Regions from separate parts of the Homo sapiens genome. Here all the other regions are linked to region 4. The links are chromatin loops, found by intact Hi-C in ENCODE. Cell type or tissue: IMR-90. All regions are shown on one strand. Region 1 overlaps ANGEL2 (angel homolog 2). Region 2 holds the start of LOC124904507 (a long non-coding RNA gene). Region 3 overlaps NSL1 (NSL1 component of MIS12 kinetochore complex). Region 4 holds the start of LINC02773 (long intergenic non-protein coding RNA 2773). Region 5 holds the start of ATF3 (activating transcription factor 3). Region 6 overlaps NSL1 (NSL1 component of MIS12 kinetochore complex). Region 7 has its middle 4.2 kb from the start of LINC02771.

Region 1 (4,000 bases), 330 kb after region 4:
AAAAGAAAACATTTTAGAAACAAAACCACTAAAACCAACAGTTTAAATGACTATTTACAGAGCATTAGGTCTCCAAGTTAATATCTCCCCACTAGAGTTTTACAGGCTTCCTCATATTTCTGAGGCTTAACAAAAATAATTTTATAGCTGCCACTTTGTTCCAAAGACAAATTTCCTAATAAAATAAATTTCTATAGAACTGGTTCAGTAAAATAAAATCTCTCCCCTAAACCAGAGATCTTAAAACTGAATTTTTAAAAAATGCTGCCATGTGCAGTGGCTCCCGCCTGTAATCCCAGCACTTTGAGAGCTGAGGTGGGCGGATCACCTGAGGTTGGGAGTTCGAGACCAGCCTAACCAACATGGGGAAACCCTGTCTCTACTGAAAATACAAAATTAGCTGGGAGTGGTGACGCATGCCTGTAATCCCAGCTACTCGAGAGGCTGAGGCAGGAGAATCGCTTGAGCCCGGGAGGCAGGGGTTGCAGTGAGCAAAGATTGCGCCATTGCACCCCCAGCCTGGGCAACAAGAGTGAAACTCCATCTCAAAAAATAAAATAAAATAAAAATAAATAAATAAAAATGCTAGGGAAACAAAGGTATATCCCCAGTCTCTGCCTCTATTAAGCCCACCTCTTGTCTGTTCCAGGGTGAAAGAGTGAGCTTTACACGTTATGCTGGCTTATATTTCCCAAACATTTCCCCAACACGATGCAGGCATATTACATGGCTCAGGACAGTAATAAGATGGATTAAGCATTCTGTACAACTTAAAAAGCATTATCAAACCCCTTCAAAAACAAACTAAACAATGGCTGGTTGGATACCTGTGAATGACCCAAGGCTTTCTAAGATAAACTATTTAGAACTCAATAGAGGGGTCTCCTAATGAAATCAAGCCTTCTGGAAAGGAAACAACTTGTAGTTTGCAAGAACTCAAAGATACTTTGGATCCACTACAGAGCTTGCCAAAATTATGAAATGAAATTTTTTACTAAGCAGACAAAGGAAGATGCATTATATTTAAAAATCACTGTCAATTTTACTAGGATTTAGAATATAAAACCTTTACATCTCTTTTACAATAAAGAGAATTTAGAGCTCACTTGTCACGAAAATATTTTTCATTATTAAAAAAAATTGTTATAAAGTTATTTCTTCTGATATGGAGTTTCAAAGCATCTAACATAACCGCTTCAGAATCTCCACAGTGCAAAAATAAACAACATGCATACACTTAAGAACTTTACATTCTTTGAAAAACAATACAAATTGGAAAGAAAATTAGTATGTGATCAAAGAGAGTCAGAGCTCAAGTCTGAACTTTGCCAATAAAGGCAGATGATCTGAAGAGTTATTTTCGTTTGGAAGTCCATTAACAGTCCATAAGTCTTGTTCTGTAAGAAGTGACAGTCTAGCTAGAAGTTTCAAGCCACCAACCAAAGCAACTTCAGCTCCTACATTAAAGAAGCACACACATATTTAGTAAAATTGTCAACGGGTTATTGTAAATTAATCATACAAGTCTTTTCTCCAAACAAATATAGAACTTGAGGCCCCTCCAGAAGACTAAAAACTATGACACAGTTTTTAGAATATCTAAGCTTTATTGAATTATAACCTAATTATAATTATCAAACACACAGCAGTTTGAGATATTTTTTCTATTTCCAGCTCTGTAAACAATCTTTAGAAGAAAATATAAATGAAATACTTAAGAATGTTAAGGGTAATTTGTGGTTGACAACTACATAAGAAACTCATCCAGCAACCATTCTGTAGTTGCATAAAGCCAGAGACACCGGGCCACAGCCCTGTAGCAGTTTATAAGGTGAATGGAGAATAAATTAGTATAATTTAGTCCCAGATAGTCAGCACCCACAGAAGTGAAGATGACATGCTCTTTTTGAAATGCTGATCCATAACACTCTCCTGCCACCAAGTGAACTTCTGTCAGCATGACAACTACGAAAACCTTACTATAAATTCAAAGCAGCAGGCATATTTTTTGTAGAGTAGATCTAGTGGCAGGAATAAGTCATCTCGTGAGTGTTACTAATAAGGTTATTCCCAGAAGAAAGGAGGGGGGAACAAACAGAGGGGAAAAGGGTAAAGAAAAAGAAGCATCCAAAAAAATGGAAGAGAAAAAAATGAAAAAAATCAGAAAAGAATAAAACAGCTGCTCACATTCCAAAGTTTTCTTAAAGGTATTTTTGTACTTCCAGTAATCTTAAACTGCATTTTCTTCTCCACTTTAAATCCTTTGGCTAATGTTTAAAACCTGATTTTCGGCCGGGCACAGTGGCTCACGCCTGTAATCCCAGCACTTTGGGAGGCCGAGGCAGGCAGATCATGAGGTCAGGAGATCGAGACCATCCTGGCCAACACGGTGAAATCCCGTCTCTACTAAAAATACAAAAAATTAGCCGGGCATGGTGGCGGGCGCCTGTAGTCCCAGTGGCTCGGGAGGCTGAGGCAGGAGAATGGTGTGAACCTGGGAGGCGGAGCTTGCAGTGAGCTGAGATAGCGCCACTGCACTCCAGCCTGGGCGACGAGCGAGACTCCGTCTCAAAAACAAACAAACAAAAAAATTATATAGACTTTTCTGACCGAATGTGGTGGCTCATGCCTGTAATCCAAGCCACCCTGGGAGGCCGAGGTGGACGGCTTGAGCCCAGGAGTTTGAGACCAGCCTGGGCAACACGGTGAAACCCTGTCTCTACAAAAAATACAAAAATTAGGTGGGCATGGTGGCTCATGCCTGTAGTCTTAGCTACTCGGGAAGCTGAGGTGGGAAGGTCACTTGAACCCGGGAGACAGAGGTTGCAGTAAGCCGAGAATCATGCCACTGCACTCTAGCCTGGGTAACAGAGCGAGACTCTGTATCCAAAAAAAAAAAAAAAAAATATATATATATATATATATATATATATATACTTTTCCTCCTCAGAAAAATCCAATATTCCAGAGTCAACATGACAGCATAAGCTGTGTTGCTGGCAGTGTAACTATGGTCCTCCAATGAAGGCAGGACGCCTCGGTAAAATTTAAGCACAAAACTATGATGACCATTAACAACATACTCAGTTCCTGTCACAGGAAAAACAGTAAATTTATGGCAAGCAAAAAGAAAGGGCAATATGAAAGACCTATAACTCAGAGGCTGACTGGAACTGGAGGGTAGGACTGCTAATGTAATTCTTGGGTAATAATTTGCTTGGATGTGTTTTATTGCCTCCCTCATATGCAAGTAATCAACTGATTTATTCAAATATATTACCAATCTGTCTATTTCGAAATATTTTTACCTTCTAGATCTAGAACTTCAACTGGATGTTTAGAGAGCTTTCTTAACTTTAACCTTGAGGTTTTAGCTACTGTGCTCTCTAGGAGAATTTAAGATTACATGCATTCCTTACCTGGGTGCCCAGCAACATCTTCCTTTTCTGCAGAGTAGAAAATATAATCCACAGTTATGGCACTTCGGGAATGACAGGTGGTCACTTCTGGAATTCCAGTGTCAGGAAAGTAATGTGAATAAACAGATGACAAACTGAAATGGTGCTGTAAATTTGAAGACAATCTAAATAGAAAAGAAGAAGTGTTTAGAATCCGAGTTTTTGTAACTTCAAGAATTCCTCCTATCTGAATTTCTTTTTCACTTAATTTCTAGACTAAGACCAAACATTAGGACAAGCTTTATTTAAAAAGACCATATCATAATTTAGTATTAATTTACTTATGCAGTGATATCTAAAACCCATCAATAAAGCCATTATAAATGTGGTTTTTAAAAAAAGCTCAATAATTAACATACTAATGTGTTTTTTCATTATTTATAACGTGTGAATGCCTCCACTTACTAAAGAACATGTATTCTAACAAGTTTTATTGTGTTTTTAAGAAAGAGAATCAAGGGGGTCTTCAGGAACACTATTTGGAATCCTCTAGACTTTTGATGACAGAGAGGCCATATTCTTCTCTAATTTTTCTTGCTATC
Region 2 (4,000 bases), 250 kb after region 4:
GACACCAGACCAACTTAGACTGCGCCTCAAAAAAAAAAAAAAACTTGTCATTCCTACTATTTTCTGTCTAGTCATACTCCTATTCACCATTCTCAACTACTCATACATGCCCTGCTCTTGTTTACACTGCCAGTTTACACTGTTTTTCCAAGCCATCACAGCTGATATCTCCTGGTGCTATCCCCAAACTGCCACTCTTAACTCTTGAAGTAAATAAATAATCTTTGCCGGCAGGACTATGCCAAATCTCCTTAAGCACTCTCTAATCAGACATCCTGAGTCGTCCCAATTCTTAGACCTTTTATACCTGTTTTTCTCCTTCTGTTATTCCATTTAATTTTTCAATTCATACAAAACCGTATCCAGGCCATCACCAATCATTCTATATGACAAATGTTTCTTCTAACATCCCCACAATATCACCCCTTACCACAAGACCTCCCTTCAGCTTAATCTCTCCCACTCTAGGTTCCCACGCCGCCCCTAATCCCGCTTGAAGCAGCCCTGAGAAACATCGCCCATTCTCTCTCCATACCACCCCCCAAAAATTTTCACCGCCCCAACACTTCAACACTATTTTGTTTTATTTTTCTTATTAATATAAGAAGGCAGGAATGTCAGGCCTCTGAGCCCAAGCCAAGCCATCACATCCCCTGTGACTTACAGGTATACGCCCAGATGGCCTGAAGTAACTGAAGAATCACAAAAGAAGTGAATATGCCTTGCCCCACCTTAACTGATGACATTCCACCACAAAAGAAGTGTAAATGGCCAGTCCTTGCCTTAACTGATGACGTTACCTTGTGAAAGTCCTTTTCCTGGCTCATCCTGGCTCAAAAAGCACCCCCACTGAGCACCTTGCAACCCCCACTCCTGCCCACTGAGCACCTTGCGACCCCCACTCCTACCCGCCAGAGAACAAACCCCCTTTCACTGTAATTTTCCTTTACCTACCCAAATCCTATAAAACGGCCCCACCCTTATCTCCCTTCGCTGACTCTCTTTTCGGACTCAGCCCGCCTGCACCCAGGTGAAATAAACAGCCATGTTGCTCACACAAAGCCTGTTTGGTGGTCTCTTCACATGGACGCGCATGAAAACCATAAGCATTTTCCAATTGTCCTTTAAAACCATTATTTTCCATAACCACATAATATTGCAATAAGCTGACATAACATCGTTACCTAATGCTTCTCTACTCTTGGACATTCATTCATTCACTTATTCAACATGGAGCATTTAGAATTTTGTCAGTTTGTGGTAGGAGCTGGAAATGCAAAGACAGTGTTCCTCTTTCAAGATGCTCAAAGACAAGAAAAGAAATCATTTCAGTCCACAGCACTTGCCAAGAGGACATACATGTGCAAATGAAATGGGAGCCCCAGGGGGGCAGCGGCCCCTTCTGCTAGACACAGACATGCAGGAGCAGACTCAGTTCTCAGTGTTGGAATCAGGCAGGGCTTTTCTGATCGTTTGAGCAGAGGATTGCGCTGTTCAGGAGGCCCCAGTTTGAGTGTTTTATGCCCCTTATGCTTCTCTGTCCATCCCAGAACTCATTCTCACCTTCTAGTTTGTCAAAATACTCTCTCATCTCCTTTCATCTCAGATACAAAAGACAGGCAACAACCTCAAATATAATCCCAGTTGTATTTGCATTTTAACGTGGTCTAGACTGAATAGATACAGCCCTGCCTGCCTCCATTGTCCAGTAAGGCAAACGGGGTGAGGTTTTGGCTCTCCTTGTGTCCTTATCGTTACTCTGCCTTAGACCATTGCCTCTTTGGCTTGCAAGTACATCTGACTTTTTCTAAGTCCTGAAAATCTGGCTGCTAGACCCTCACCTGGCACTGTGCCTGGAGAGAGCCATTTCCATTCCACAGATGGGGAAATCACCCTCTCTACTGGTCATTTCATGAACTGTTGCAGACTCATTGCTGAAATTTCACTGGATTGTGGTGAGGGGGTTGGGGGTGTTGAGGATAAGGGACCGGGATGTGCCAGTTCATTTCAGCCATATCATCAAACCTGTAGCAGTCACTTGCCCCAAACACACACACTCAGACACACACACGCACACCGAGACCTCCCACTGCCTGGATGGAAGGTCACACTGCATGGGGCAGTGGTGAAACATTAGCTATCAATGACCTTTCTAGTGACGCATGAAGCCAAATCATGGGATGGTCTATGCGAGAACAGCCCAGTGACTCAGCCTAACTGGAGGTAGAAGTTGTCCAGGACCCCACTTCTGTGAAATGGGAGACAGCATGCTGTTTTTCACCAAAGGCTGCTCCTTTGTGGAATCCCTTGGGCGCCCTTGGGCTGTGCTGCTCCAGGCCCCACCCAGTGGCCCAGTGAGGGGTTCCCTTCCACAGGAACCCCTCAGCCACACCCGCATGCTTTCTCCATTCCCAGTCCCTGGGGATGAACAAGCAAGAAATGGTGGCCCTGCACTCAAACAGCAGATGCACGTGGGGCAACAGGATTTGGACACGGTGTTAGCCTCGGAGCCAGGTTACTTGGGAATCTGTGAAAACAAGCTCTCCAAGTCGGGATAGATGCTCGCCTGTGCCTGGAAGAGTGAAAGCACCAATCCTCAGCATTTCTCCCCCATTGTATGCTTCTCAGGGAGAAAAGGACACGACTTTCTCTCTTTCTCTCTCTCTCTCTCTCACACACACACACACACACACACACACGAGTACTATGTATTTCTGCAACACTGGGGTAAATGGATGAGGTCTGTGAGTGGAGGCCCCAGCATGATCTCCAGTACCCCAGCTTCTGCCTCGCACCCCAGGGCCAAGGACTCGCTCCATGGCATCCCTTAACCCAGAGGTTCCCAAACTTGGAATCACCCGGAAGGCCTGTAGGAACACAGTAGGTCTGAGGCGGGACCCAAGACTTTGTATTCCTAACAAGGTCCCGAAGAACCCTGGGATCTTGCTGGAGCTGCTGTTTTGGGACTATACCCTGAAGGCATCGCCCTGCAGTAGCTGCCCCAGGCAGCCGAGAACAGCCACTGCCTCTCTCCACCGTGGCTCCCGGGCTGTCCCAGAAACACTCCCTCTGGCCTGACTGGAAAGATGACCCGGCTGTTCTTTTCTTTACGGAAGGCTTTTGTATTTCCCCCATGAAGAGGAACAATATAGAGATTCGGTTTCTCGGGCAGCCCGGCTGTTCCAAACCCGTGGGTGCATCTGTGACTGTGGTGGGGAAGGAACACAGATGGTGCTGCGAGGCCGTCTCCAGACTGTGGAAGCCACAAGCCACTGGCGTCTGCTTCTGTGGAGAAACAAACTTCAGCCACCCACGGGCGCCCCCGCAAGGGCCGGGCTGATTCCTCGAGAGTGGCTGGCGCTGGGCCTGCACAGCACTCTTCCCTACTCTACGCTTACCTTCCTCCCCTCCCCTATCCTCTGGGGCAATTCAGAAACGGAAGACATGGTGGATGTGAGAAGGGAGTGGAGGATAGGGAAAGGCGGGTTGGAAAACCTGGCCTGGAGGTAATAAAAGTGACTTCCCACCCAGTGAAGGCAGCACTGACACCCGCTCCATGCAGTCCCGGGATGGCCACCAAGTGAGGGAGCAGCAAAAAAGAGAAGACGCAGGGAAGGTGAGAAGAGGCTCTGCCCCGCAGACTGCACAGGAGATCCACCGCTTCCAACAGGGAGCATTCCTAGGTTTCAACCACAGCCCTCGTTCTTCTGAGAGAGCAGAGGCATGAAAGACAGACGTTCATTGTCTTAATTTTTTTTTTTTTTTTTTGCTCCAGGAATTACCTAGAGATCCCCAGGACTGCCACGCTGGGCCAGACTCACAGGACACTACTTCCCTGAATTATTCGCTTCTAGAACTATGGATGATGGGTTCATCTAACCCTTCCTTGATTTGTTTGTTTTCACTATGTTATTTATAAAGATAATGGGTTGTATGATAAATACTTCTTTTTTCTTTTTTTCTCTCTCTCTCTTTTTTTTTTTTTTTTTTTTTTTGAGAT
Region 3 (4,000 bases), 84 kb after region 4:
CTCGGCTCACTGCAACCTCTGCCTCCTGGTTCAAGTGATTGTCATATCTCAGCCTCCTGAGTAGCTGGGACTACAGGCATGTGCCACCAGGCCTGGCTAATTTTTGCATTTTTTGGTAGAGATGGGGTTTCACCGTGTTGGTCAGGCTGGTCTCGAACTCCCAACCCCAAGTGATCCTTCCACCTTGGCCTCCCAAAGTGCTGGGATTACAGGTATGAGCCACTGTGACCAGCCTTACTTTCAAATAATATATGATTGTAGATAAATACTATAATTCCTTCACTTTAATGTGATTTATGTCATCTTCTTGCAGTTTCAAATATATTTAATGATATGATAATATCTGTTAACTTTTTACTTATCACTGATTGAATAAATATTATGTAATCTAGTAACACTATGAATTGTTGTTAGGGATATGGAACAACTGTAACTATCATACCTGCTGTTAGAAGTATAAATTGAAATAACCACTTCAGAAAACTTTTTAGTAATAGCTATAAAAGCCAAACATATGCCTACATGTGACCCAAAAATTCTATTTCTAGATATATATCTACGAGAGATGAGTATAAATGTGGTATAAGAATGTTCATAGTAGCTTTATTCATATAGCCAAAATCTGGAAACAAATCAAGTAACAACAGAAGAGATAAATTGTCTGTAGACACACAATGGAATACTACACAACAATAACAAAGAACTTCTGCTACATTCAAAACGTGGATGAATCTCATAGGAATAACACCAATTTAAAGAAGGTAACACAAGAATGCATACTATATGATTCCATTTACATGAAGTTCAAGAAAAGACAAAAATCTATGATGATGTAAGTCAGAATAGTGGTTATACCTGATAGAAATGGTATAATGACTAAAAAGGGGTATGGGAAACATTTTGGGGTACTGGAAATGTTATACAGGGTATCCATAAGGCTGGGGAACAGGATAAATATGTGCTAGTTACATTTTCAAATAATATGTTCAATATCTTTTTCTTCAACCTCAATATATTTTTCCAAGTAAAACACTTCTAAATTTAAAGCAGTGGCCCCAATTGTGAATATTTTTAAAAATACAATAAACGCACTGTTTTCTTTATGCTTCCAGGTTTTTTGGACACTCTGAATTGTATTTATTGTATACATGAAAACATAATAGGCACAGTATTAAAAAAATATAATCAATATACTGTTTAAAAATAAGTTTATCCTATATTTTCCAACTATGCAGATATTCTATTTCTAGATCATGGTGGCAGTTACATGTGTGTAGGTGTATGCATGTAAATAAATTCATAAAGCTGTGCATTATATGTTATACTGCAATATATGTGCACACACACATACAATAATGAACAAAATATTTATTAACATTTAATATGAAAAGTTATCTTTTATGAATAGGGTAAGGTAAAATCATATTCTTCTTCATTGTTATTATATTGTTTACATTACAAACTTTACAAAATAATCCATCACTTAAGGGATTTTGCGTTTTATTGTGTTTTTTTTTTTTTTTTTTTTTTTGAGACAGGGTCTCGATCTGTCACCCAGGCTGGAGTACAGTGATGTGATCACTGCTCAGTGCAGCCTCAAACTCCTGGGCTCAAGCATCTCACTCTGTCACCCAGGCCGGAGTGCAGTGGCACGATCATAGCTCACTGCAGCCTCAAACTCCTGGACTCAAGCAGTCTTCCTGCCTTAGCCTCCCAAAGTGATGGGATTACAGGTGTGAGCCACTATGCCCAGCCTACACTTTATTTTTTAATTAACAGCACTGATAACCATATTCACTGATTTGTGAAGCCTCTCACTAGGATTCTTAGAGACTAAGCGCCATCAATGACCAATATAAAGAATTCTTAAAATATCTCATGCTACCTTAAAAAGAAATTTGTCTCTAAACTCACATTGCTGAACAACAGCTGTTTTCTATCGGTTGCACAAGCAATGACAATGTAAAAAGTGCTAAGAGTAGTTTGGGTTTGTGTGTAAAATGGAATTAGGTCCTAGGCTGAATAATTATAAACATATTTTAACAAATGAATGTCTAGTGAGATATCCTAAAGTTGTGCTGGACATATGAGACATCTAGTATGCCTGGCCCCTGACTACAAAGTGCCAGCTACACTTTCCCATTAATATGGCAACCAAAAACTTTCTTTCACTTTTTCAAAGGGTCCACTAGAGGGCAGTACTAACCCCAGTGAGAACCCTGGCATTCTCATTTAGCTTCCAGAACTCCCTTGGGAACAGGAAACACATTCTTTTAATCTCAGAATCCCTAATGTTGAACAGAGTGCCTAACGTGTACAGTAGGTGTTCAGTAGTCATGATGGACCAAGGCTATGATAGAGGGTGCCATGGAGGCACAAAGGAGGGTGAGATCAATCTAACAAGGGAACCGAAGGGAGAGGGAAATCTTCACAGGTGATGTAAGAAAGTTGCCTTAATAGAGGATTTGGGGCTAGGTGAGCTGGGAGGAGGTGGGTGGTAGAGGATGTGATACATCAAAGACAAGAGAATAAATCAAGAAAGAGTAGAAAACAGGAACCAGGAAACACGATTTAAAACATGAGAGAAGGAAGGGAAATTCCCAGGACGATGATGAAAGGAACAGGCAGGATGAAAATTTTGCACCAGGCCTAGACAGCAGCCAGTCCAGACTGGAATAGGAGGACAGAAGGTTCCCAGAGAAGTATCTCCGAGGAAAAGATAAAGTTTAAAAATGGATCTGAGAGATAACCTTAAGTGTTTGCCATATTGAGATGAATTTTACAGTTCTGTTAGACACAACAGAAAACAAAGCAAACAGAAAAATAGGCCAGGTATGGTGAGCCACACCTGTAATCCCAGCACTTTGGGAGGCAGAGGCAGGTAAATCACCTGAGGTCAGGAGTTCGAGACTAGCCTGGCTAACATGGTGAAACCCTGTCTCTACTAAAAATACAAAAAATTAGCCGGGCATGGTGGCGGGCGCCTGTAATCCCAGCTACTAGGGAGGCTGAGGTGGGAGGATGGCTTGAACCTGAGAGGCAGAGGTTGCAGTGAGCCGAGATAGCGCCACTGCACTCCAGCCAGAGTCACAGAGCAAGACTGCCTCAAACGAAAAAAAATAATAATAAAGCAATTATTGTTCCAAAAGGGGTAGAAAGCTATTCAAGAAAGAATATACTCGTAGTAATAATTATCTGACTCAGGAACAAAATAATAATTACCTGACTCAGATTGAAGAACACTTACATAGTCATAAAAATACAAATATGAAATACTATTGATTTTTTTTACAAGAATGAAAGATTAAAAGTGAAGCTACTGAGTATAGATTATTCATTTGAGAAACTTAGTTATAAAAGGAAGAAGGGTACAAGGAAGAAAAACACAATGGCATGAAAACTTTCCCTACCTGTTCCATGGACAGCCCATTCCTATAGTAGTATGGGCTGACATACATTCTCAATCAATCTTATGCAATTTTAGCAACCCTGGGAGGCAAGTGGGTTTCATCAGCCTCCTTTTGTAGGTAAAGAAACAGAAGCTGAGAAATGTATCTAGACTTGAATAAGAACTCACATCTCCCTCCTAGAATCCAAAGCACACACTCTTCTACATTCTATAACTTTCCAAAATACTGCTTTGTCAGGAATTATACTGTCCTCATAAGAATATAAGTTAACTAATGGTAAAAAGTTAGCTTCAACATAATGAAAATCTCTTGAAATAATTGTGCCTGGTAAAGAACTAAAACATTAAAACTCTAGAACAATTATAGAATTAAATGTTTAAACTATTAACTTTATGGTACCTTTTTTTCTTTTTAAATGAATTAAGTCCTTTACATTTAAAACTAAGTAGCACCAATAATTAATAAAACCATTTTTTTTAAAGACAAAAGAAGGAAAACACAACTAAAAATGGTCACTAAATATATGAATATATTATCTGTAAATGCATGAAAAAGGCATTTTTCCAACAATATCTGCTTAGGAAATTTCA
Region 4 (4,000 bases):
CATCACTGGCCATCAGAGAAATGCAAATCAAAACCACAGTGAGATACCATCTCACACCAGTTAGAATGGCGATCATTAAAAAGTCAGGAAACAACAGGTGCTGGAGAGGATGTGGAGAAATAGGAACACTTACACTGTTGGTGGGACTGTAAACTAGTTCAACCATCGTGGAAGTCAGTGTGGCAATTCCTCAGGGATCTAGAACTAGAAATACCATTTGACCCAGCCATCCCATTACTGGGTATATACCCAAAGGATTATAAATCATGCTGCTATAAAGACACATGCACACGTATGTTTATTGCGGCACTATTCACAATAGCAAAGACTTGGAACCAACCCAAATGTCCAACAATAACAGAATGGATTAAGAAAATGTGGCACATATACACCATGGAATACTATGCAGCCATAAAAAAATGATGAGTTCATGTCCTTTGTAGGGACATGGATGAAGCTGGAAACCATCATTCTCAGCAAACTATCGCAAGGACAAAAAACCAAACACCGCATGTTCTCACTCATAGGTGGGAATTGAACAATGAGAACACGTGGACACAGGAAGGGGAACATCACACACTGGGGCCTATTGTGGGGTGGGGGGAGGGGGGAGGGATAGCATTTGGAGATATACCTAATGTTAAATGATGAGTTACTGGGTGCAACAAACCAACATGGCACATGTATACATATGTAACAAACCTGCACGTTGTGCACGTGTACCCTAAAACTTAAAGTATAATAAAAAAATTCATTGCAGATCTAGTATGTGCCAGATTAGTCCTTCTCAAAGCCTGGTTCCTGGACAGATTGCACCAACATCCCCCGAGATGCAAATTAGAAGTGCAAATAAATTATTGAGCCACACCACGGTCCTACAGCTTGAGAAACTTGAGGTGGGGCCCAGCAACTCATATTTTAATAAATCCTCAGGTGATGCTGATGCACACTAAAACCACCGTGCTAAGTGTTTTACATTAATAATCTCATTCAATTCCATACAAGCCTAAAGAGGTGGGAAGTATAATAATATCCCTGATTTACAGATGACAAACATGGGGTTTGGAGAGGTTAGTGGCCTGCTCCAGGTCCTCACCTGGTAAGGGAGCCCCAGGTCTGTGTAACCCACACCACTGCCCTCTCCCCTCACTACCTTGATGCCTCCCAGAAGTGAGATGCTTTTGTTCCAAGAGGGCTTCCTGTAGGCAGATGTGGGAGCAGGAGTCACTGGTGACACTGGAGCATTCTCCTGGGCTGATGGGTAGAATAGACAGCTATTTTTACTAGGTTTGCAAGACCAGCTGGATTGTTATCATCTATGAAACTAGGCAAACATCTAGCACTAGGACTGTCCCATTCTCGGGCTGGAGCTAAGAAGACATCGCTACTAGTTTGCAATATTCCCAGGGCACCTACCATCTGCTAAGCATGAGCTTCCGCAACATTGAGACCTGTTGTAACCACTGACAATGATGTCGCCTTCAAGGATGGATTAAGTTCCTACTACTTGAAGGCACTGTGCTAGAGGCTTTACAATATATTCTTCTCCTGGTGTTATTATGCCCTTTAACAGATAAAACCGTTGAGGCTCAGAGAGACGCGGGGACAACAGCTCTTACGCAACGGGGCAGGGTTCTGGCCTGCATACTCTAAGGATGATTTCTTCCATTATGCTATCGTTTGAGAAGACAGGAGGGAGTAGGGGAGAACGGTGGGGGCTCCCAGCAAAAGGACAAGACCCTCAGGGCCTGGGGTAGAACTGGAAGCCCACTCTTGACAATCAGTCCTTACCCAGGAGCACAGAGTCAGGGAAATCTGGTCCCAGCACCCATGCCCCCTTCCCCTCCTGGCTCCCTGACGCAGGAGAAAGCCCCCTGGGACTCACTGCGGGCCGGCGGGCACCTGTCACTGATGGGAAGAGCTCCTGTTTCCTTGCCTTGTGCCAAGAGGGCCCAAGGCAGACCTGCCAGCAGCCACGAGATGGCGCTGCGATCCAGGCGACTCCGGGCCCTGCAGCCACCCTCCCCGAGGCTGCCCCGCGGAGGACCCAAGCGGTCGTGGAGGACGCTCTCCCACTCCCCAGCTTCCCTCTTCCCTCCCTCCTCCTTCCTCGCCCCCTGGCCCTGCGAAGAGTGGAGGCCGCATCAGGGAGCCCTAGGCCCAAGGGCGGGCTAGGACTCCCCAGTGACTCCCAGGCAGCCCGGGGACAGCTGCTTCTCCCCTCCCCTGCCCTCCCTTCCTCTTTCCCTGGGCTCCTCCCCAGCCGGGCCAGCCAGTCCTGGGCCACTGCGCTCCCACAGCACAACTGAAGCAGGATCGCAACTCGCAGACTTAACGACTGCACAACTAAACATCAAAAATGAACTCTTCGTTAGAAGACATCCCTCTGCTTGAAAACGTAGCCGTCGAAGTTCCCTCTATGTGTCAAAAATAAGTTATGCGTAGGAGCCAGAGTCCCGTGCCTGGTGTCACCTCTCTTTCCCAAAATCCTCTCCCATCAAGAAAACCATGCATGTGCGTGGGTCCGCGCGCGCGCACTTGGAGAGGTAGAATTTTGAGTTGAAAATCTGAATCTACCATGAAAAATTGTGTGACACCAAGCAAGTGTTTTAAGACTCTTTGAGCCTCAATTTTCTCATCCATAAAGTGGAAATAATACCAGTAATCACTTCATGGGCTGTTGGAAAAATTAAATACATCTAAACCATTTACAGGTGCTTTAACACATAGTAAGTACTCAGTAAATATTATTTCTTTTCCTCTGACACTTATGGTGTGTGTCCATCATTTGGCATTCAATGCAGGCAGCCTTGCGTTTTTGGCTAATTTCTCCTATAGGACATCCCACCCCCAAGGGCCGTGTCTTGCATATCTGTATGTTCAGGAGCACCCAGCACAGACTCTCGCCTGGTGCATAGTAATTAGAGTGGGCCATAGTGACCACCAAAAACCACCGCCTCTGGCTTCAATTCTGCCTCCCTCCTGTCTTCTCTCAGGTGCTGGCTTCATGCACAACCCTGCTAGCGCAGCTACCTAGTGTCCTCTCCTCCACTTCTCTGCTTTGGGGCGGGTGGTGCCCAGCTTTCAGTGGTGAGACCTGTAGCCTTTTGCTCTCTGCTAGGCCAGGGAGCCCCTTCTGAGAGGGTAAGGGGGGCCAGGGTGGAAGGGGCATGGTTCTTGTTTTGTGTCCTGGAGAGAGTGTGCTCCATATAAAGCCTGCTTGAGCAGAGGAGAAGAAGCCGGCCCCGGCACCTTAGCCTTGACCCAGGTTCGTATGGTGTGGAGCCCTTGCTTCTGCTGTGATCGGGCCCAAAAGGTTAACAAGTCAGTTTGTAGAGGTCTGTGTCTGGGAGTTCTTTGGGGTTTTTATTTGTGTCTTTCCTGACTTTTCTATCTCTGAGAGTCAAGTCTTTCTTCCACATCTCTGTCTTGCACTGCAGTTCCCCAGTGCGCAATCATTCCATGTGTGTTGACGGACTGCAGGGCACATTGGCTCTGAAGGCTTTACCAAGCTGGCTCTCAGTCATATATATATTTTTTTAATTTTTGAGACAGGGTCTCACTCTGTTGCCCAGGCTGGAGTGCAGTGGCACAATCATGGCTCATAGCAGGCTCGAACTCTGGGGTTCAAGCGATCCTCCCACCTCAGTCTTCTGAGTAGTTGGGACTACAGGTGCCTGCCACCACACCTGGCTAATTTTTATTTTATATTTTAGAGATGGGGATCTCATCATGTTGCCTGGAGCTGATCTCAAACTCCTGTGCTCAATCAATCCTCCCTCCTAGGCCTCCCAAAGCGCTGGGATTGCAGGAGTGAGCCAACAAACCTGGCCTCAATCAGGTCTTTAACCGTCCAATTTATTCAATTCTGCCAGAGGGCCCCCTGCTGAAGCTGTTCACAGATTGCTCTGATATCATTAAAAAGCTAACCACATATGCAAATGAAGTGTTGGAGGTGTGAGGGTGGCTTGGGGTAGACAGTGCTTCTGGTTCATCTAGG
Region 5 (4,000 bases), 56 kb before region 4:
TGGTTTCACTGACATGTTCTTGTCAATTTCAAACGCTTTGTGATTGTAAAAAAAAAAAAATCGAACCGATACGGTCCTACCACTCGCCCTAGTTTCGGAGCCCGGAGCTGTCCTGCGTGTGCGTCCATGTGGAGTGTCCGGGGCTGCGGGCTCGGGCGCACGGTGCCAGCCGAGGGCTGCCCTCCGCTTTTGTGTTAACCGGCGGGCTTCTCGCGGTCCCCGCCGCAGAGGTCACACCCGGCGGGTAACGGCGTGGATACACCGAAGGGTGACTTTGGACACCTTCCCCACACCACAGACTAACGCTTCTGCCCCTACTCCGCCCCTGCTAGAGAAGTAGGAGGCCAGTGGGGGAGGGGGTATTTTCCTGAAGCTCCAGAAAATGACCACGCATTTTAGAGAAAGGTCGTGCCCGCTTCCCAGCCTCACCTAGTCTGGGCTGGGGCCGGGACCCGCCTCCCCACCTTCCCCGCCCCCCCCGCTCTTCAACCTAGCGGAGGGACAGATGCCAGCGCGGTGGAGTCATGCCGCTGGCTTGGGCACCATTGGTCATGCCTGGAACACGCAGCAGCGAGTACGCACATCTGGCGGCTATCCCGGGCGGCTCCGGTCCTGATATGGAGAGAGAGGGCGGGCTGGTGTGTGTCTCAGTGAGCGAGGCTGGGGGAACGCGCCTGGGCTGGCTCCTCCCCGAACTTGCATCACCAGTGCCCCCTCTCTCCACCCGCCTTCGGCCCCGCCTTGGCCCCTCCTCCACCCCCCTTCCTCCGCTCCGTTCGGCCGGTTCTCCCGGGAAGCTATTAATAGCATTACGTCAGCCTGGGACTGGCAACACGGAGTAAACGACCGCGCCGCCAGCCTGAGGGCTATAAAAGGGGTGATGCAACGCTCTCCAAGCCACAGTCGCACGCAGCCAGGCGCGCACTGCACAGCTCTCTTCTCTCGCCGCCGCCCGAGCGCACCCTTCAGCCCGCGCGCCGGCCGTGAGTCCTCGGTGCTCGCCCGCCGGCCAGACAAACAGCCCGCCCGACCCCGTCCCGACCCTGGCCGCCCCGAGCGGAGCCTGGAGGTGAGCGCTGGAAGCCGAGGGAGTGAGCGCGACGAGGGCTGCTCGCCTTCATTCCCTTCGCGCCCCTCTAAGTAACCAGTCCGCCGACCCCTGACCCACCCCGGATCCGCGCCCCCAGCCTCCGGCTTGGAAATAACTCTGGCTTAAACTTCTTCTAAGCCACCGCTGCTCCTCGGCGCTTCGAAAAGTTTCCCGCAAAGCGAAAGAACTAACTTTCTCTTTTGACTTGGGGCGCGAAAGGTTCCTGGTGACGGAGGTCGGGCGTCCACTCTGCCGCCAGCCTCGAGCGCCGCTTCTCTCCGCCGACGGCGCTGGCTTGCCCGGCTGGGAGAGGGCGTAAGGTGGGTGGGCGGGTGCGTTGGGGTGTCCGAGGCTGCCTCGCTCGCCGTCCCGCTCCATCCCTCGCTTCGAGACACGGCACTGTGGGAGCCGATCCTTCCCGGGTGGGGGGGGGGGGGCGCAGAGAGGCACGAAGGCCGGAGGCTTGCGGGAGGGCTGCCCCACGCGCCGAGAGGAATGAATGGGGAAGGGGCGAGAGGGCGGGAGGCGTCCCGGGCGCGGCCGCTGGGGGTCGCCCTGGGTACCCCGCAGCACTGGCGGCAGGACCGTGAAGGCAACCCCGAGAAAAAGTTAGCTGGGATAAGCTTGGAAGTGGCGAGCGCTGGTGTCGCGCTGTCCCGGGGCGGAAGACGGGGAGGGCTCCCGGCAACGGCTGGTGTCCGGACCCCGAGCCCGGGACTCCCACACACCTGGGACTCTCACTCTGGCTTTTCCTTCGGCGGGTCCGCGGGAGACCCACCGTGGCGGGGAAGCGAGGGTGTGGAGCCACTTGTGCAGATATTTGAGAGAATGGCTTTGTGGTCTAGTGCCAGGACTCTGAGCGCTTACACTGCAATCGATGTCGTTGGGCCTCAGTATGCGGAGCCGGGAAATAAGGGCACATGGGCAGTACCGGCCCCCTCTGCGTGTTGGAGGGCACAATGCAGTGGTTGGACCAGATAACTACTAAGGTCCTTTCTGTCTGGAGATTTTCAGATTTTGGAGTGGTGTAGTGGGGAGAAAAGGAGCCAGTGAGGGGACTTGAATGGGGTGGGTCTCTATCTAATGTCATTCACCAGTGTCCAGACAGTGGGGGAAAGGGGACTTTTCTGCAGGGCATCTTTTCCCTCACCAGCTTTCTTTCCACTGGATTCGTTCTCCTTCTCTGCTCCCCCCACTCCCATTTTCATTTCTCATCTACTTCCTTTCCTCCTAAACATTTTCTTTTCCCTAATTTCATTGCATAGGTCACATATGCTTTCTTACAAATAAAATAGTTACTAAATCCTTGATGAACCCAGAAAGAAAAGGAGAGCCAGAAAATCTGGATGTTCTCTCAGTGTACCCCTTTCGTTGTAGGTGACAGTCATATCTTCTGTTCGAAGTTTCTGTCTCTGTAACTTAAAGTGAAGGCAAAAAATTGGTATTACTGTCCCCATTGTTTTGCAGTTAGCATTGGTTGTAGAATAATGCTACAACATACAGGCTCCTGCTTTGAGGATATCCTGGGCAAAGATGGGATGGGGTGAGGATTGCAGTTACTGTCGGAATGGTTTCAGAGACAGCAAAGAAGGCAGCACCCCACGCCCGCAGTGGGGATAAGATACAGCACCCAGCATCTGTGGCAGTGATGGGAGCCTTCTTTTTCTCTCTCTCTTCCTCCTTGCCCTTTAGCCATTATAGAATTCCTTTTTCTCCATGGCCGTTTTCTTCGATAGCCCCTCCCTATCTCAGTCCTGTCAAAGTCTCCTCTGTGATTGGTACCAGGTGCCAGGACTCTTGACCCCTTATCTACCTGGCTAATGGCTCTGTTCTCTGGTTGCCTTGTTGGTTGATCCCTTGAGGCGGTCGATACCTATTGGTGATGGAGCAAAATGAGCAGTCGGTGGGTGTTCAGCAGCTTGGCATGGGCTGGGCCACTCACCAGCTTTATGACCTCAGGCAAGTCATTTTTACCTCCCTGGACCAATGTACTCATTATGAAATGAGAATCTGACCTAGATGATTCTAATATTGAGAGGGTGTGATTTCCATTAGATAGAGTCCATGATTCCTTCCTTTTTAAAATTGGCTGGGCATGGGACAGGGCCAGTGGCTTCGAGTGTTTACCCAGCCAGGGGAGGAGGAAGGACATAGCCAAGATGCCTCAGAAGCTTTCCAAGGGAGAAATGGTTTATATGTGAGAATTGGTTCTCTTTCAAATATGTAATGCAGAAATGCTGGCATCAGCAAATAGTGGGGTGAAACCTACCTGGTCTGTGAAGAACTTGGGGTCAATGAGAGTACAAAAGAGGCTCTGACTGACCTGAATGTCTTGAAGGTTCCAGTTAATTCCTCACTAACAGGGCTTTATTGAATTGATAACAACAGAATGAGTTTTTCCTGAAATGGAGAAGATGGAGTCACAGTAGTAATGACTACCCGGTGTGTATGTAAATCTCATATGTCCTTCTCAACAGCCCTTTGGGGAAGGCAGTTTTGATCTCAAATTACAGAGGAAGAGAATGAGAGGCCCAGAAAGCCTAAGTGATTTGTTGGTGGATGCTCAGCTTATGAGTGGCACTGATAGGCTTAGAAACATTGTCTCTGGCCCTTGATGCCCAGCTTTGCACCTCTTCAAGAGGTCTGGGAGGAAGACCAAGATATGAAGAGTTAGTGAAAGGCCAGTACTGGCTTCCTAGTAACATAAGATGGTTAGCAAGCAATGCTTAGTGGAAAGAGGATGAAAATTAAAAGTGAAAATTCAATGTAGCTGTAGCTACTAGGAAATAAAAATCTGGGAGCTGAATTTCCAGTTAAAGGAATACATGAGTAAACTTTCACTTTCTTGAAAATGATGAAACTGCCAATGATACAACATGATTTCTGATTGGAAATAATCAAGCAGAAACA
Region 6 (4,000 bases), 120 kb after region 4:
TGTTTTGGTTATATAGTTTATACAGCCCCTTATGTGGCTTGGTTATACTACCACCTAGATAAGTAGGCAAGACATTCTGTAATATTTAGTGCAGAGCTGGAATTCACGCCTAAAGCATCAGGCGGCAAATCCAGAATTCGTCATTTTACTAATAATGAAACTGATGCTTGAAGAAGTCAGGTGACTTGGCCAAAGATATAAAGCTAATAACTGTAGGCTAATTTTGCTCTCCTTAAGGAACTGATGCTATTCTAAGCTTGTTAACATTATGAAAATGCATAATGAAAAAACTCAAAATTTATCCAAAAGACAGATTCTAATTCTTTTGCTTACTTTTGAAGTCTGAATCATATGATACAGAAGATTCTTCCACTAATACTACATAATCAGAACAGTGAAAGTAAAATCACATTTCAAAGGGTCATTAACTAAGTGTGTTTTCCCTACGATAAAACGGTAACCAAGTTTCTTTAGAGGGAAATTAACTGTATCTAAAAAGTAATACTTGAGTATATCATAATACCACAAGTTTCAATTACTGTTTTTTTGTTATTCAAAACCAAAACAAGTATATGTCAACCACTGCATATTGGCAACTACCCCTTTTTAGTGAACCATGAAAACTGAGGAGTGTTAGGTCCTAGGTCAATTTTTAATGTCAAACACAATAAGTGATGTGATTTTAGTCAACTTCAGAGTAGCTTTATGCTTATACTTCCCCCCCTCTCAGTTTATCCCATTAGCTTAGGATATTTGGGGAAGGTGGAGGAACATATTAAAGAGTAGTTCAGAATTCAACAAAGTACTCAAAGCTTTAAGTATAAATATCCCATATAAATAAATCCGGGATTTAACTGTTTTATCCTAACAGTTTAGAAATGTCATTTTAAGTGCCAAAAGGAAATTCCAAAAGGACTCTTAGAAAAACTGTTATAAATTTTTAAATGTGAGAATACAGTCATTTGAAAATATACATAATCCACATTTTTAGCAATGCTAGTTCTGCTGCTGGATTTACATAAATTTGTTTGTGTCAAGTTTATTTCTCCCTGTTGTATGGGATACATATAAATGGAAACAAAACTGAGTTCAAAGGCATAATGAGTATACTTATTTCTTCTTAAATTCAATATATTTTTATTTGATTTTAGAAATAATGAGAAACCAATGATGGTTACTGCACCAGGTGTGACACTATGAGAGAATGCTTTAATAGTATAGCTTTGGCTGTAATGCAAAGAATAGATAGTACAATGACAGAGATAGGAGGGTATTAGAAGTTAGAGATGGGTATGTGTTATAATAGTCTGGGTCAGGCAAGAACTTTATAAAAGCTCAGATTCCGGGGTAACACCCCTGGAATTCTGAGTCAATGGGTGTAAAGCTAGTCCTCTTAATTCTAGATGAAATGCTAAACATGAATGACTGGTAGGAAGTTAAAGCATCAAAGGGAGAATATCCTTGATGCTGACCCTTTTAGAAGAATATCAGAAACCCATAAAAATTATAAGCAGATGCTTCATTTTTACCACAAATGGATACTGACTCACCTGGATCAGGGTCATATTTTAGGTCCAGTGGATGTACAACAGGGTGGTACTGCTTCTAAACATAACATAAATTAAAACAGATTTAATCACTTAATGCTTCATATAAACATCTCTTTCAGCTAATATGGGAGATATACTATAGAGTCAGTACCATTCTTTTGAGGAAAAAAAATTAAATCCTACTGTCTGTAGGGAAGAGGAGGTGAGAAGGTAAAACCAAACTAAGTCTGAATTATGTCTTTTACAGTACTGCCACCTGCTGCATATACTAAGAAGTGGCACCATAAAAAAGTATAATCAGAAAAAGCAATCAAGCAAATTAAAAGCATAGAAACTGAATTTTATGTTTAAAGTACAGGGTAGTCTCCAATTATGAAGGGACTGTGTTTCAAAAGTTCATTCAGGACAAGTGTTTAGAACTCAAAATGCATATTTCCATGAAAACTCAGTTCTAAAAGGTGGCGAGGCTACATTACCACCACACTAAGCCTATATATCCTGCGACACACTGAAATTATAGTAGCAGAATTACTGGCACAGAATCTACAATGCAGGCAAAAAGAAAGAGGAAATTGCTCTTCCTTATTCTTGCCCAAAGCCAGCAGAAGCCAAAAAGGTTAAAAGAAAGAAAACAAGAAGAAAAAAAGGTCTTCAGCCAGCTGTGGTGACTCACACTTGTAATTGCAGCACTTTGGGAGGCCCAGGCAGGAGAATGTCTTTTGCTCAGGAGTCTGAGACCAGTCTGAGCAACAAGGAGGGAAGAAGGGAGGAAAGACGCAGGGCAGGGCAGGGCAGGAAAAAATTTTGAAAAGGTCTTTGGTATCCTCACCTTATCTATTTTGCATTACTTTTTAAACTACCACAGCAGTACCTCACCTAGGCCAGCCATCTTTCTTTTCTGCAATATTGATTACTAGTTTTGGGGGTTTAGGGGTAGTGGGGCAGTAACAAGGGCAACACTGAAAAATACACTTTCAATGTTTTTCCTGAAAAAAACTTTCAAGTGGGAGGGGTGGGGGAAGTGATGGAATGCGGTATTTGAGAACTGCTATAAAGAAAATTAAAAATTCTGCTCATGAATACTGTTTTTCACAGAATAACTAAAATGTTTTAGATACAATATTAAGCCGGGCATATAATGACCTGAAACAATCCTGAAACTGAGGCAACTAGAAGATTTATATGTGAACATTTATGTACTAATTTCAAAAACTAAAGGCAATAGTATAGCACAATCTAAACACAACATGTACCTCACTGGAGGGACAATGCTATTCCCAGCAAACCTCCCCTCCCCACCAAGGGAAGATTTGGGTCCAATTTTCTTGTGGATTTCCTATTTTTTATTTATTCTAGTCCTAATAAATCTGAAAAGATGAGGGTGTGATATGGTTGGTCATTGATATCTATAGTAATTATAAGAAGGAAGTCTACGGCTCTGCTTGTCTAAAAAGCTCGTGCTGAAGGAGCTGAATTCCTGGTCTTGTCACCCAGATGTTCATGATTTTTGCAGCAAAACAAATTACACCCAATTCATAAAGCAAATTTCAGTGTTATGAACAGGTACTAAAACAATCTTCATCATCAATTTAACTAAATGGTCTTCCAAAATATACAAACATACAAATATATGCCAAAAAAAAACAACAAACAGAAAGAAAAGTGTTAAAAGAAAAGCTTCTTTTTCCATCCTTGTCTCAGAATCATAAAGTCATTGTCAGTCTTCCATCACCAATTTCAATTTTAACCACTCACTATAACTTTCATTTTTTTCATTTTTGAACCAGTGTGTTCAAAACACAGTATAGTATGACTATACTATGTCATAGTACAACTTAGAAGAGTAAAGTCTTACAAGAGACAAACAATACTAATTGAGGCAGGAAAGAAAAAGACAACAAAATGTCACTTATCTCCACGTAGAGCCTTATATTTTAATGTTTTTATTGTGGTAAAATATACTATAACATTTTAAAGGCAAATCATCTTACCAGAATTTCTTGTTTTGCTTTTATGGTTTTGATGACACATTCCAGGATCTTTCTGGGATACTGCTTACGTTTTGTGGCTATATCTACTATGATTTCATCAAACTGATCTTCAAGTACTTTGATGTCAGAATCTATTTGAGAAAAAAAAATGTATATATAAAAAGTTCCCTAAAACTCATTGTTTACATTCTGTATGGAAATGTGCTATAAACTAAATTTAGAAAACACAAAATAATGAAGGAAAACAAATATGGCAAGTTAATGAATGCCCCCACTTTGGTGATTAATTTATTTACGCATTGAACAATCAATTATTGAGCATCTATAAGAAGCCAGGCCTAAACAAGAGAAATACAAAGATGAGCACAACATGATTCCTACTCTCTAAGAGTTCACAGTTTGCTGAAAGAAACAGACAATTGCAAGGCAACCTGATAAGTGCAATAGAGGTATGAGCAA
Region 7 (4,000 bases), 190 kb before region 4:
GGAGCCAGCTGGCCTTGGGTGGAACCTGCCTTGCTATGCCTCAATTTCCTTATTCCTATAAAATGGCGATGTAGTACTATTCAATTCTTAAGAGTTGTTACCTAATCAGTATGCCAGTTATCAATGCTAAAAAAATAAAGCAGCTGAACTGCCCACACAAATCAGGCTCCAACTCTTGCCAGCGACGGTCAAGATTTTGGGGCTCCAAGTATGTGGGCAGGTCCGTGGCTTTCTTCCACATTGTGCAGAAAGGGGAGAATGTGGGTTTCTGGGCGCAGCTTTGCAATTCCAGCAAGCCTGGCATATGTCTTAGATGAATGAATAAAGGATGAATGGGTTCTCTTTTCTCTGTCCCCACTGACATTGCTTAGCTGAGGGCAGGGCCTCAGCTACTAGACTCTCTATTCCATACTCCACACTCTTGCTAAAATGATCTTTCTAAAGTGCAAATTTGAGAATGTTTCTTTCTAGGAGGAATCCCTATATTATGCCCCTGCTTAAACCCTTGGAAGGCTTTCAATGGTCTATGATGCATTCCAAACTCCCTTCTAGGCAAAGCCTCAGGCCATCTCTCAAACCCACTCTTCTTCTTTTTTATTTATTTATTTTTTATTATACTTTAAGTTCTAAGGTACATGTGCACAACGTGCAGGTTTGCTACATAGGTATACATGTACCATATTGGTTTGCTGCACCCATCAACTTGTCATTTACATTCGGTATATCTCCTAATGCTATCCCTCCCCCAGCCCCCAACCCCCTGACAGGCCCTGGTGTGTGATGTTCCCCCGCCCTGTGTCCAAGTGTTCTCATTGTTGAGTTCCCACCTATGAGTGAGAACATGCGGTGTTTGGTTTTCTGTCCTTGTGATAGTTTGCTGAGAATGATGGTTTCCAGCTTCATCCATGTCCCTGCAAAGGACATGAACTCATTCTTTTTCATGGCTGCATAGTATTCCATGGTGTATATGTGCCACATTTTCTTTAACCAGTCTATCATTGATGGACATTTGGGTTGGCTCCAAGTCTTTGCTATTGTGAATAGTGCCACAATAAACATACGTGTGCATGTGTCTTTATAGTAGCATGATTTATAATCCTTTGGGTATATACCCAGTAATGAGATTGCTGGGTCAAATGGTCTTTCAAGTTCTAGATCCTTGAGGAATTGCCACACTGTCTTCCACAATGGTTGAACTGATTTACACCAACAGTGTAAAAGCATTCCTATTTCTCCACATCCTCTCCAGCATCTCATCTGTTGTTTCCTGACTTTTTAATGATCGCCATACTAACTGGCGTGAGATGGTATCTCATTGTGGTTTTGATTTGCATTTCTCTAATGACCAGTGATGATGAGCATTTTTTCCTGCGTGTTGGCCACATAAATGTCTTCTTTTGAGACGTATCTGTTCCATATCCTTTGCCCACTTTTTGATGGGGTTTTTTTTTTCTCATAAATTTGTTTAAGTTCTTTGTAGATTCTGGATATTAGCCCATTGTCAGATGGGTAGATTGCAAAAATTTTCTCCCATTCTGTAGGTTGCCTGTTCACTCAGATGGTAGTTTCTTTTGCTGTGCAGAAGCTCTTTAGTTTAATTAGATCCCATTTGTCTATTTTGGCTTTTGTTGCCATTGCTTTTGGTGTTTTAGTCATGAAATCCTTGCCCATGCCTATATCCTGAATGGTATTGCCTAGGTTTTCTTCTAGGGTTTTTATGGTTTTAGGCCTTACATTTAAGTCTTTAATCCATCTTGAATTAATTTTTGTGTAAGGTGTAAGGAAAGGATCCAGTTTCAGCTTTGTACATATGATTAGCCAGTTTTCCCAGCACCATTTATTAAATAGGGAATCCTTTCCCCATTTCTTTTTTATTTTTCAGGTTTGTTAAAGATCAGACGGTTGTAGATGTGTGGTGTTATTTCTGAGGCTTCTGTTCTGTTCCACTGGTCTCAGGCCCATTCTTCACCACCCTCTTCACACCCTAGCTTCTGGTCCTACCAAATAATTTGCATTCTCTGACGGTGCAATATAATCTCAAGTCTCCATGGTTTTGCCCATGTCATTCCCTGCACCTTGCCTGTCACAGCCCTGCCAGCTGGTCTGGCCCCATTATAAAGACTTATGACGCTCAGTGGAAGCACTGTGTCCTCTGACCTGTAGAGCCGGGAGCTTCTCCTCTGTGCTCCCACTTGCTCTGACATTATTCTGAGGAGGAAAGCTGAAAGGCTTGCCCGGCTTCTGGACTCTGGCCACTAGAGAGCAGTAGAGGGTAGACAAGCATCTGGCCTGGGAAACCCCAGACCTGCTCTTCTTGCTCTGTCCTTCCAGACACCGCCACATCTCACTCCCGGAATCTGCACAGCCCCTTTGTGGGTCTCTTGGCATCTGCCACGCCATCTTCACTTTTATGCGCAGAGCTGGCCAACCAAGGGCACTGTTAAAAAATAAAATTTCAACATAGTGAAACAAGTAATTGGCTTTCCTTTTTTTTTTTTTTTTTTTTGAGACAGGGTCTTGCCCTGTCATCCAGGCTGGAGTTGCAGTGGTGCGATCTCGGCTCACCGCAGCCTTGACCTCCCAGGCTCAAGCGATCCTCCCACCTTAGCCTCCAGAGTAGCTGGGACTACAGATGCGCACCATAAAGCTGAGCTATTTCTTTTGTAAAAGAAGGGGTTACACCATGTTGCCCAGGCTGGTCTTGTGCTCAAGTGATCTGCCAGCCTTGGCTTCTCAAAGTGCTGGAATTACAGGCATGAGCCACCACACCCAACCTTTTTTTTTTTTTTAATTGAGACAAAGTCTCACTCTGTTGTCCAGGCTGCAGTGCAATGGGGCAATCATAGCTCACTACAGTCTTGAACTCCTGGGCTTAAGTGATCCTCTTGCCTCAGCCTCCTGAGTAGCTGGGACTGCGGGCATGCACCACTGTGCCTAGCCCTACTTGGCTTTTATTAGTGATCCAGGAATCAGACAGCATATCTTCCAAAATAGAGGGAGTTCCACTCGGCACGACAGATCCATTGTAAGGTAGCTTGAGCAGGAACAAGGAAACAGAATACCACAAAAAAGCAGATGAGTTAACGTCAGGTTGCTTTCCTTATAAGGGTTAAAGGAAAGAGGACTATCTTATCGTGCCAGCTCAGGTTTACTGGGCCCTTTCCAATTGGTTGCCATAAATCTCCTATTTTTAGGAAAACATGATCTGTTAGGGGATTTTCCTGCTTCATAAAGTTTCAGTTTGATTATGCAGCACTTAGCACGAGTGACTCCATTTTGGCTTGGTCTGTTGGGGCCTAGTGTAGGACCTCAGTCCAAAACAATGGGCTCCTATAAATTTTATTTAACATCACCACGGAGTGGGGCAGTGAGTGAGAGGGGTGAAGTGTGACAACCTATAGATTGTATCTGTGAGTGCTCTTGCTGCAAACGGCAGGAACTCACTCTGGCTAACTCAAGCTAAGAACGAGCTTATGAGAAAGAATATTGGATGGTTTACAGGATTGATTCGTGTCTGGCAAACCAGGTTCGGGAAAATGGGCAGGGAACACCCTGAAGGCCAGGTAGCTAAGAACCTAGTCACAGCCGCTCAGCCTCGGGGTCAGGATGCCTGTGTGAATTCTGCTACCAGTTACCATGGACTGCTGGACTCTCGACCCCACTGCCATGGCTTGACCTCCCAGACTCAAGCAATCCTTCCACCTTAGTGTTCTGAGTAGCTGGGACTACAGGTGTGCACCGTCTCTAATTACCTGTCTCTCCCTCAAGAGTCAAAGCCCCCAGCCTGAGCATCCCACGGGCTGAGCCTGGGTCAAACATGGGCCCTAGAAGACTGTCTGCTTCCTGTCGAGACCACCCCCTGGAGGACTCCTCCACATAGGAAGGACTCAAATGTAAGCAGACAAAAATCAACAGATGTCCTCTGCGGGATTCACCGGTTTCCTCTCTAGAATGAGCTCATTCTGGAAGGCACTCAGGAGTTCATCTGAGTATCCAAGAA

Evidence for each region. A loop is a pair of places that touch in the nucleus more often than their neighbours do. Peaks named below come from ENCODE experiments on the same cell type or tissue, not always from the same donor. Only the 100,000 strongest peaks of a DNase experiment are listed, where the experiment ranks them.
Region 1: it touches region 4 in a loop (13-fold over the local background); 47 of 110 quality-filtered maps call a loop at or near these places.
Region 2: it touches region 4 in a loop (9-fold over the local background); 2 of 110 quality-filtered maps call a loop at or near these places.
Region 3: a loop joins it to region 4, with 9 times the contacts of the local background. A loop is called at or near these places in 10 of 110 quality-filtered maps.
Region 5: it touches region 4 in a loop (4-fold over the local background); 16 of 110 quality-filtered maps call a loop at or near these places.
Region 6: a loop joins it to region 4, with 9 times the contacts of the local background. A loop is called at or near these places in 85 of 110 quality-filtered maps.
Region 7: it touches region 4 in a loop (4-fold over the local background); 18 of 110 quality-filtered maps call a loop at or near these places.

The regions. Positions count from the first base shown.
Region 1 is chr1:212,993,736-212,997,735 of GRCh38, forward strand. It overlaps ANGEL2 (angel homolog 2), which reads right to left. Exons shown (of 9, transcript NM_144567.5): 8 at 3,420-3,583; 9 at 1-1,457. The coding sequence ends at 1,306. Among named protein-coding and RNA genes, the nearest start is that of ANGEL2, 20 kb to the right of the region's middle. In IMR-90, a CTCF peak has its summit at 1,946; a DNase peak (open chromatin) is centred at 1,946.
Region 2 is chr1:212,913,585-212,917,584 of GRCh38, forward strand. LOC124904507 (a long non-coding RNA gene) reads left to right here and starts at 3,539. Exons shown (of 3, transcript XR_007066874.1): 1 at 3,539-3,616; 2 at 3,776-4,000. RefSeq lists enhancers at 151-752, 753-1,353, 1,354-1,955, 3,159-3,758. In IMR-90, a CTCF peak has its summit at 1,895; a DNase peak (open chromatin) is centred at 2,137; H3K27ac peaks cover 231 bases.
Region 3 is chr1:212,747,832-212,751,831 of GRCh38, forward strand. All of the region lies in intron 4 of NSL1 (NSL1 component of MIS12 kinetochore complex), which reads right to left. Among named protein-coding and RNA genes, the nearest start is that of NSL1, 42 kb to the right of the region's middle. In IMR-90, a CTCF peak has its summit at 2,203 (motif pointing right); a DNase peak (open chromatin) is centred at 2,220; H3K27ac peaks cover 205 bases.
Region 4 is chr1:212,663,434-212,667,433 of GRCh38, forward strand. It overlaps LINC02773 (long intergenic non-protein coding RNA 2773), which reads right to left and starts at 2,212. Exons shown (of 4, transcript NR_183483.1): 1 at 1,886-2,212; 2 at 1,154-1,254. RefSeq lists silencers at 1,967-2,276, 3,832-4,000. In IMR-90, a CTCF peak has its summit at 1,976 (motif pointing right); DNase peaks (open chromatin) are centred at 1,978 and 2,258; H3K4me3 peaks cover 292 bases; H3K27ac peaks cover 671 bases.
Region 5 is chr1:212,607,862-212,611,861 of GRCh38, forward strand. It overlaps ATF3 (activating transcription factor 3), which reads left to right and starts at 900. Exons shown (of 4, transcript NM_001674.4): 1 at 900-1,069. RefSeq lists enhancers at 1-525, 526-1,483, 1,222-1,281 and silencers at 562-771, 1,392-1,531, 1,542-1,721. In IMR-90, a CTCF peak has its summit at 1,639 (motif pointing right); a DNase peak (open chromatin) is centred at 630; H3K4me3 peaks cover 2,366 bases; H3K27ac peaks cover 1,468 bases; H3K27me3 peaks cover 447 bases.
Region 6 is chr1:212,780,822-212,784,821 of GRCh38, forward strand. NSL1 (NSL1 component of MIS12 kinetochore complex) reads right to left here. Exons shown (of 6, transcript NM_015471.4): 3 at 3,542-3,672; 4 at 1,551-1,605. Among named protein-coding and RNA genes, the nearest start is that of NSL1, 9.0 kb to the right of the region's middle. In IMR-90, a CTCF peak has its summit at 1,811 (motif pointing left); a DNase peak (open chromatin) is centred at 2,230.
Region 7 is chr1:212,475,072-212,479,071 of GRCh38, forward strand. No RefSeq gene overlaps it. Among named protein-coding and RNA genes, the nearest start is that of LINC02771, 4.2 kb to the left of the region's middle. In IMR-90, a CTCF peak has its summit at 2,259 (motif pointing right); a DNase peak (open chromatin) is centred at 2,290; H3K27me3 peaks cover 127 bases.